Regions from separate parts of the Homo sapiens genome. Here region 2 is linked to region 1. Evidence: chromatin loops called from intact Hi-C (ENCODE). Cell type or tissue: A673. All regions are shown on one strand. Each heading gives the region's core, and the rest is flanking DNA. Links, peaks and the distances in the headings are about the cores only.

Region 1 (6,104 bases), core at 1,245-5,244:
ATAAAGGTAACTACAAAATGTATAAATCATTTCTGTTTGCTGTCCCCAAAGCTTCTTGTTCATCTATAAAATTTCCCAGTCTGCCTTTGGACATTGTGTTCCTTAGTTAGCCAAATCAGACAGCGCTCCTTTCTTCCTTTGTAAGCAACACTCCTATGGCAGATTTTGGTAGGGAGCCTCTTCTTCAGCCATGGGAATTGACACAGTGTAATGGAAAGAAGAGGCTCTGAAACCAGATGGGCACAGGTTCAAATCCTGTTCCTGCCACTTATAGCAGGAACCTTGGGCAGGTTGCTAAGCTTTCCTTAGCCTCAGTTCTGTCTAAAGTCAAATAGGGGTCAAATAGGGGTAATAGTACCTGCTGGCCTCCTCCACCTCAGCCACCACACCAAGTCCTGTTTATCAGGCCCCTCTCAATAGACACACATCTGCCCCCCCGCTGCCATTCCTTCCTGGCTCTACTGAATTCAGCCCACCATTTTCTCTCACTGGAATTACCACACAGCCTTCCCTCTGATCTCTGCTTCAGTTCTTGCCCTCCCCCATCCATCCTCCATATTGTGGTCAAAGTGAGCTTGCTGAAACACAACTGAATCGTGTTACTTCTCCTCCACTACATATTCTTTACTGACTTGGTAAAGACCCATTGTCATGACCCTGGGACCAAGTCCAAGCCCCTTCATACATACCAGAAAGCCCTTCTCCATCTGGCCCTGCCTATTCTGCCTGGCTCTCTCACCAACCCCAACTCACTCCAGGTTCAGCCACAGTGAATTCTCCTTTTCAGGGAACCTGTCAGACTCTGTTTCCAAATGGAGGCTTTGCCTAGATTTCTGTCTGTCTAGAACACCCCTCCTCCCTGATCCTCTGCTGAAGTCTCACCATTCTTACACCCTGCTCAGATATGTCACTTTCTTCAGAAGAACTACCTCGGGGTTCCCTACCACCTTCCCCACCGCTGCCCCCAAGATCCGTGAGAGAGTTTTTCTCCTGTGAGTTTCCTTAACACCTTGCACTGTCATGAGCCTATTTACCTCTTGTCTCTCCCACTAGCCGTGGGCTCCATGAGGGAGAAACAAGGTTTTCCACATTTTGACATCTTCAGGGCTCGGCTCAGTTGCCTCATAGAAATTGCTTTAAAAATATAAACTAAATGGAAACATGAGTTGATGAATATATTTCAGGGTTTTGTGTGGATTAAATGAGATAAAATAGAAAAATTACTGGAAATATTGCATTCACTCAATAAATTATAATCATTATTATTACTATTACTATTGCTACTATGGTTATTAATACTATTGCATAATATCGTACTGCTTTTAGATATGATTGTGTCTTCTGCCTATTGAAACACATGAGCAAATGTCTCGAGGGCTTTGGACAATTTTTACTCCAGATATATGATGAAAACTGCTATAGGCGATGGTTTTGTTAGGTCTTTGAAAAATTGTGCCCCTACCTCCAGTTCCTTTATTTTCTGGTTTGAGTGCCTCTTGCAACCTTTTAGAAATAAGTGGGTTTATTCATTGTAACATGCACTTTTGCCAGTTGGTTTTCTTCTATGTAACCCCTTGCGTCCCTATTCAACAGAGGCTAGTAATTACCATAGCAACCGCAGCATGTGGTGTCTATGCGCTCTCAGAAACAAAGCACATGCTTTAAAAAAAATTGCGCACACACACACACATTAATTTGTAACATGAAATTCTGTTTCATGGTGTTTATGAAGGAGAACCACGCCTCCCAGTAAACCGATTCACCTTCCTCACTAGACCCAGGGCTCAAACTGCTGTTCCCTCTTCTCCCCACCCCCGACCCCACGGCACTCCCTAAGTACATATTGATTCATTTTAAAAATGAAATTTTTGTGCAATGGGAAAAAAGCATGGAAAGGATTCAGTTTCAGTGGGAAGGTACAAAGGTCAGTGAGAGGGTGCACAGCCCCATATAGCGGTTGTTTCTGTCTGAATGATGATTATACTACCAAGGGGATTCATTAAAATGGAGCCTATTGCTGTTACACTGAATGAGGCGCTCCATAAATTCTGCTGTGAGCTTGTCAGGGGCTAAGTCCATATGTAATGCTTAAATACAGCGCCCGCATCTGCATGCTGGGGTTTGCACCCCAACCCTCCTCTGCCTCCTCAAATGCTGGCTGTAGCACATACTCACTCCAGCCCAATCAAGAACCCAGGACCTGAAATCCTGTGCGTAACGCAGAAATTGAGAATTCCCATTGCCGTGTTTCCAGCAAGACATGAGGTTTTAGAATGCGACAGAATCACGAGGTGGACTCTGGTTCTGGGTCCCAGGAGGGGACCAAGAAGGCTTTAGTTATATGAAAGGAAATATCTCGGACCCCCCAAATCACTAAGCTGAAAGGAAAATTCAAGATGGAAACTGCTCTGGGCAAACCTGCCTCCCATTCTATTCAAAGTCATCCCTCTGGTCACTGAGATAGCTGCATATTCTAATGGTGTCTTTGGGAAAAGCTTATCAGAAACTCAAAAGAATGCAACCATTTGTCTCTCACCTACCTGTGACCTGGAAGCCCCCCTCTCTGCTTTGAGTTGTCCCTGCCTTTCTGGACAGAACTGATGTACTACTTACATATGTTGACTGATGTCTCATGTCTCCCTAAAATGTATAAAACCAAGCGGTTCCCCGACCACCTTGGGCACATGTCATCAGGACTTCCTGAGGCTGTGTCACGGGCTCACAGGGCACGCATCCTCAACCTTAGCAAAGTAAACTTTGTAAATTAAATGAGACCAGTCTCAGCTTTTCTGGGTTTACAGTTAGAGCAATTTCAGGCTGTGTGTTATTGTGACCTCTCCACACCATCCACTTAAGAAAGAGGGTGGAAGCATGTGGCAGGGAGTGTTCAGGGTACGGATGACTCTTGGTGTCATTAGTCATGAGCACAGGCAAGTGACAGAGGGTGAACTCTTTCTGGTCAGCCTTCTTAGGTCACCTGAAGAGAGAAGAAATCCTGAGCAGAAACCCTGCTTCAACCAGACCTTTTTTTTCAGTTGTTGTTTAAACCCAGTCAGTGGGAAGCCTCTTTATGAGTTCTGTAGTTGAAACTCTGAGTTTTTTTTTTTTTAATTGCTTTGGTCTAAGGAAAAAAATAATACATTCTAGTGAGAGGCTTCGCAGGGCCCCAGAACTATCTGAAACTTTCTGTTCTGCAAGGAATTTGGTTAGGCGGCCTTCTCGAATACCAGGGCATTCTCTCTCAGAAAATGGAGCTCAACAAGAACTGAGGGCAGGCCAGGGCGGGAGTGGGTTGGCAGCTGTATGCTATTCAGCTTTTACCAAGTATTGGGTGAAATGCACGAAATTTAAACGGGAATTCCTGTTTGCTATTTCCCTGCTTGGCTGGAGGAGGTACTGACACAGGTATCAGATAACTGATATTGAAACAAGAATTCACAATTTTTATTGACAACTTGGAAAAGTCAACTGGAGACACACAGTTCTCTTGGAAGCCACTTCCTTTGACCTTCCTGACCCAGTGTCTCCAAAAGCAGGTGAGGATGAGGCTTCTCTTTGTCCAGGTGGGGACACGGTCTCTCCCGCCCCTCCGGCGGCCTTGTAGAAGATAGCCACTAGAGGGCGCCTTTCGCCCAGCCATGGCTCCAAGCGCTAAACCTGCTTCATAGGAGAGCACATTAAGCTGAGAAGGAGGCAAGTCAGTGACGTGGGGAATTATTATGCACAGTTCATTTCCTTATAATTTAACTCTCAGAGTAACAAAAGCATAATGTATAGCCTAGTTTTCGGGTCTGATTTACAACAGTTTAAACTAAAAGATGATTTCTGCCTCACCCACCCCCCTTCTAATCACTTCTGCTATCAGCAACGGAGAATTTTGTATTTCATCACGCGCTGCGTCCTCCTAGGGACACAGATCTGAGAAGAGGAAATTTTAAAACAGGGTTCCTGCAGCAGAGATGGATGCAAATTTTCACTTTCTGCTTCAAATTTCATTATGGCCTTGCTAGTTAAAAAACAAAAGAAGAAACAAAACTTTACGCCTTTATTATGGTTGTTTGGTTAGTATCCCTCACTACTTTTAAACACCCGGAAGTCCAAATGGGGCAAAACAGTTTTGTTCCCAAAGGGCTTATGGAGTCAGTTTCAAACCCAGAGGTAAAAGGAGTGAGCTTGCCGCCCCTCCCCGGCCCGTCTCCCCAGTGGTTCCCTCTGACCCACCCTCCAGCGGCTGACCCTTTTTTTCCTTCTCCCCAGCCCTTCCCTGTAGATTCCAGCCTACTTTGAAGTCTCCTTCCTCCGGCTCCTTGAGCACTTACTGACTCTACCAGCAATTTAGCATTGTGTATCTGCTGTCTCGTTCACTAATTGCTTCATATGTGTATTTTTTCTTCTCCCCAAGGAAAAAGAAATAACATTTTTTTGAGTGCCTACTTTGTCTAAGGCTTTTGGCTAAGGGTATTGCCTGTGATTTCCTTTAATCTTTTAAGCAACCCTATGCCTTAGATGCAATTGATTTCATTTTACAGATGAGGACACTGAGTCAGAGAGGCTAAATCACTTACACAAGGTTACATTACAAATAAAAGTCAGGATTGAAACGCAGGTGCCTCTTGCTGTTATATCATTCTGATACCCACTTTGATGGTAAACAAGGTGAGTGTCTCACCCTTCCACACTTTCAACACCAAGCAGAATGATAGGTTGATATAAAAGGAGAGAAAAAATCATTCACTGAGGTGCTCAAAATTGTTTCCATCTGTTGATTAGGGTTGGCAAGTGAGTAATCAAGTGGCACCCATAAGAGAACAATGGTTTTTTTTAAATAAATATCTGGTGCCTCCCAGAACAACTCTCAGGGCACTGGGCTGCTACAAAAGCATTCGAGCAGGAAGATAAAGCCCCCGAATAAAGTCAGTGAGGAGATGGTCTCTAAAGACCCGGTGGAACCTATAAACCAGGATGCTCGTACTCATCTCTGGTTGACTCTGCACTTTAGGAAGGAAGGGAAATTGGGGGCAGAGGAATGTTGATTCCTAACCTCTGAGACCACACTAGTAAAACATATGGAACCGATAAGGAAATTATCATAGTCCCTAAAGAGTGGTTTTAAGAACTCAGAATTTCATTGCATTTGGGGACTAAAAACACAAAAAAGGAAGCATCTTAGGGTTTCATGTTTATCTTATTTTTGAATTAAATGTTTTTCCAGCTTTATTGAGGTATACTTGACAATAAAAACATATATATTTACAGTATAAAGGTGATGTTTTGGTATATGTATACATTGTTTAATAATCACCACAATCAAACTAATTAACATAGTCATCACCTGGCATACTTACCATTTTTTGTGTGTGGCAAGAACATTTAAGATCTATTAGAAATTTTCAAGTATACATTATTTTTAAACTGAAATTTTATTTTTTTTATTTATTTATTTATTTATTTATTTATTTTTGAGACACAGTCTTGCTCTGTCACCCAGGCTGGAGTGCAGTGGTAAAATCTCAGCTCACTGCTACCTCTGCCTCCCAGGTTCAAGTGATTCTCCTGCCTCAACCTCCCTAGTAGCTGAGATTATAGGCGCCCACAGTCACACCTGGCTAATTTTTGTATTTTCAGTAAAGACGAGGTTCTACCAGTTTGGCCAGGCTGGTCTCGAACTCCTGACCTCAAGTTATCCGCCTGTCCTGACCTCCCAAAGTGCTAGGATTACAGGCTTGAGCCACTGTGCCCGGCCTAGTATACATTATTATTAACTATAGACACCATGCTGTATGACAGATCTCCAGAACTTCTTTATCCTAACTGAAACTTTGTACCCTTTGACCAATGACTCCTCATTTCCTCCCCACCTCCCAACCCCTGGCAACCACCTCCCTGCTTCTATGCGTTTGACTTTTTTAGATGCCACATATAAGTGAGATCCTGCAATATTTTCCTTTCTGTGCTGGCTTATTTCACCTAGCACAGTACCCTGCAGGTTTACCTATGTTGTTATAAATGTCAGAATTTCCCTCTTTTATAAGGCTGAATAGTATTCCACTGTGTGTGTGCACATGTGTGTATCATATTTTCTTTATCCATTCATCTGTTTATAG
Region 2 (4,000 bases), core at 1-4,000, 1.7 Mb after region 1:
CCGAGGTGGCCTGAAATACTTTTCACTGAATATAGGGACCTTCATTTCAATGAGATAAAGTTTAAAATTCAAAATTCTGGACCAGAGATGGGAAAGGACATATCTCTATTTGCACACTGTGGTAAAAATGACTAATAATACTTTGCTGGGCTGTACCTTGGGAATGGGCTCTTTATTTAGGGGTTCATAGCTTCAGCCTCCTAACTCCTTTTTTTTTTTTTTACCCCCCCACCCCCCGAGACAGAGTCTGGCTCTGCCATCCAGGCTAGACTGCATTGGCACAATCACAGCTCACTGCAGCCTCAACCTCCCGGGCTCAAGCAATCCTACCACTTCAGCCTCCTAAGTAGCTGGGACTACAGGTGTGCGCCACCATGCCCAGCTAATTTTTGTATTTTTTGTAGAGATGAGGTTTTGCCATGTTGCCCAGGCTAGTCTTGAACTCCTGGGCTCAAGCAATTCACTCGCCTCAGCCTCCCAAAGTGCTAGGATTACAGCACAAGCCACCATGCCTGGCCCCTAACCCTAACACAACTCTGTAGGTCAGGGGTCCCCAAGCCCCAGGCCATGGACCAGTACATGGACCACTACTGGTCCATGGCCTGTTAGGAACCAGGCTGCACAGCAGGAGGTAAGCAGCAGGTGAATGAGCAAAGCTTCATCTGTTTTTACAGCTGCTCCCCGTGGCTCCCATTACTGCCTCAGCTCCGCCTCCTGTGAGATCAGCGGCAGCATTAGATTCTCATAGGAGCATGAACCCTATTGGGAACTGTGTACCCAAGGAATCTAGGTTGCATGTTCCTTATGAGAATCTAATGCTTAGTGATCTGTCACTGTCTCCCATCACCCCCAGATGGGATTGTCTAGTTGCAGGAAAACTCAGGGCTCCCACTGATTCTACATTATGGTGAGTTATATAATTATTTCATTATATATTACAATGTAATAATAATAGAAATAAAGTGCAAAATAAATGTAATGGGCTTGAATAGTCCCGTAACCATCCCCACACCCTGGTGGGCCCATGGAAAACTGTCTTCTGCAAAACCAGTCCCTGGTGCCAAAAAGGTTGAGGACCACTGCTCTAGATCATGTGGGTTGATTTTGCTCTTCCTTATCACTAAAGAAAAATGAGTACCCAGCCATTGGTCATGTGTGGGCGAGAATGGTGCCTTACAATTAAACCAAAGAGCGCTGTGCATGGCGCTGCTCTCCCTTAGCTCCAGTAGAGGCGTGGGGTCAGCTTGCTCAGCTCCCTGAGTCTGGGTTCCCCCTGTCCCTTGGTCTCAGAAAGGTACTGAAGCCCCGCATTCAGCTGGATGAGGAACCTCTTGGACCTTACTGTTCCGCAGAAGTGACCCTAAAGCCGGACTCACTGCCCAGGTCCACTTGAATGGTCTCATGGGTTGCTACTGAAATGGCCCAAGGTTTGAAGCCACTAAGAGCGGGCATCAAATCCTAGCTACCCTCCTCATCTGGGTCACCTTGGCCTCGCTCTTCACACTCTCTGACCTCAGCTCCCTCACTGGTAGTGGAGGACATGGGTCAATACACTGTCACTATTATTGAAAGCTCAATACATTGTGACTATTATTCATGAATTCTTTAGCTGCCTTATTTCCACTTCCGGATGCAGACTTGTTTACAGCCCTGAATATAAAGGAATCAAAGACCAAGAACCTGATGACAATTAGGTTATATTTGTTACAGTTCTGATCATTTTTCTCTTCGGGTCCACTGATCCACAAAAAATACGTATATAAATAACAGGCAACCAGGTGCCTTATGCAAGGGGGAAAAAATCTTAAATAATCTTGTTTTTGTGGGTTTCTATTTTCCAGAAAAAAATTAATAAATACAAAAGGATTAATTTTTCTGCTTTAACATTTTTTAAGTGCACCAAAAACTTTGTTAAATACACAAGTAAATATATGTCACTTTAAAAAAAATTATAGCCAGTGCAGGATAAGAGAGGGAAAATCCATTGGAAAAGAGGGCGCCGCGGGACAACCCTAGGATAGGAGATGGAGCCATGGATGGGCCCAGAGCTGACTGTGGCATCCGAAAGATACGCAAGGAAAAGCAGTGAGGGGGCTGTAAGGAAGAGGTGGTGAGGGAGTCCCTGAGGGAAAGGAGAGGCTCTGCAAGGAAGGAGAATGACGGGGAAGGCAAACGTCTCCTCCTCCCTCCCACACCCTCTGCCGGTTTTCCCGCTCTGCCTCCTGGCGCCCTTTTCCGCCCAGAAAGCAGGAGCCCGCCTAGTCCTTCATGGCGGGAGAACAGCGCCCTCGTGTGGACTGCCGGGTTCTTGGTGCTAGAGGCAGTTTGGGTCCGTTGCCTTTTCACTACTCCGGACACACATTGTTTTTCAGCAAATGAGAAAGCCGCATAAGCAGCATCCCAGGCAGTTTCTTTGCAGAAAACTTGGTAAGGATCAAACAGAAATAAGCCAAGTGCAGCGATTTCCCTCACCCACATCATTCACCTCCGGCAAGTATCTGACTCTATTTCTCTTTCCAATGCCCAACTTCGGGGGTGCTCATCCCAACAGGCAGTAGCTCCTGTAGTAGCCCAACCGTGCATCCCTGAGAGGCGTAAGGGCAGGGAGCTGGCAGAGCCATGGGGACATACGTGGGGACAGTCTGGAAGGCGACGTGATTGGCCTAGGATGCGAAGGGTCCATACTGACGTAGAGAGGGGCTGGGCAACCTCTGGATGCACCAGAAAATGCTGTGCTCTCCCAGGGCAGTGGGGGATTCACACATAGGATTCCTCCATGGCTCTGGTGTTGCTGGAAATACTTCTAGAAACGCCCATTCAGGAAATGGAGGGGTGCACAAAGATTTCTTTACAAAGGTGTCGTTTGCAGCTTTATTTGTAAATCTGCCATTTTGGAAGCGGCCTAACAGCAAATAGGAGGGGCCTGATCAGATACACAGCGCTGCTCCCATCAGTGGAATGCCGTGGAGACATTAAGAATGATGTGGCAGGCTAGGTACCATGGAGAAATCCCATCTCTACAAATAATACATATATATATATATATATATATATATATATATATATATATATATATATATATAAAATGTATATATATAGCCGGGTGTGGTGGCGCACACCTGTAGTCCCAGCGACTTGGAAGGCTGAGGTGGGAGGATCGCTCGAGCCCAGGAGGTAGGGGCTGCTGTGAGCCGAGATTACGCCACAGCTCTCCAGCCTGGGGACAGAGTGAGACCCTGTCTCAAAAAAAAAAAAAAAAAAAAAAACCCACAAGATACCGCATCCAGCCATTCACTTCCAACCTGTGCACTGCTCTGCGGTCATATGCTTTCCTTCTATTAAAAATAATAATACTAATACATTTAAAAAATAATGCAACAGTCTATTTAATGGCAAATGGGCACATATGCTCAATGTCATGTTAAATGTTAAAAATACAAATCTGAACATGGCATTATGGTGTAGATTTGTCTTTCTTAACCCCACTTTTAGTTTGTTCTATCATTTTTTATGTGCCTTTGTAATCCATGCTGAATCCTTTAGAATAAAATGGAGATTTAATAAATAAGGAAAATTATATGTACACTAGATCCACCTTCCAAAATGTATTTATGCACTTAGAGAGGAGGACAGAGAGAGAGAGGCACAAGATAAGTGAAAAGTACAATCCTGAAACATTGTGACAATCCTTACCTCTAGCTAAGGATGGTTGGTCATTTTTATTTACATATTTTATATTTGTTTTCATTTTCTACACTGAATAGGGTTTACTTCTTAAATCAGAAGAACAGTCCATTTTTTTCAAGAAGCAGAATTGTGGCCTAGCCCACCTGCCTGCCATTCCTACCCATGTCTTAGGCAGGTGAGCCAGGCAGACTCTCTCGAAGCGAATCAGAAACATCTTGGGAGGTTCAGCTGAAGGAACAAAGGACTCCTCGCATCCAGGATCTTCCAATGCCAGCATTTGAGCGATGCCCTAAAGAACCAGCCTTGTCCCACA

The links. A loop is a pair of places that touch in the nucleus more often than their neighbours do. Peaks named below come from ENCODE experiments on the same cell type or tissue, not always from the same donor. Only the 100,000 strongest peaks of a DNase experiment are listed, where the experiment ranks them.
Region 2: a loop joins it to region 1, with 2.6 times the contacts of the local background. A loop is called at or near these places in 2 of 110 quality-filtered maps.

Annotation. Positions count from the first base shown.
Region 1 is chr2:204,141,800-204,147,903 of GRCh38, forward strand. It overlaps LOC124907966 (a long non-coding RNA gene), which reads right to left. Exons shown (of 2, transcript XR_007088054.1): 2 at 3,423-3,660. Among named protein-coding and RNA genes, the nearest start is that of ICOS, 210 kb to the left of the region's middle. In A673, for the core only: a CTCF peak has its summit at 3,605 (motif pointing right); a DNase peak (open chromatin) is centred at 3,652; H3K4me3 peaks cover 672 bases; H3K27ac peaks cover 632 bases.
Region 2 is chr2:205,883,508-205,887,507 of GRCh38, forward strand. No RefSeq gene overlaps it. Among named protein-coding and RNA genes, the nearest start is that of INO80D-AS1, 200 kb to the right of the region's middle. RefSeq lists an enhancer at 3,887-4,000. In A673, for the core only: a CTCF peak has its summit at 2,290 (motif pointing left); a DNase peak (open chromatin) is centred at 2,254.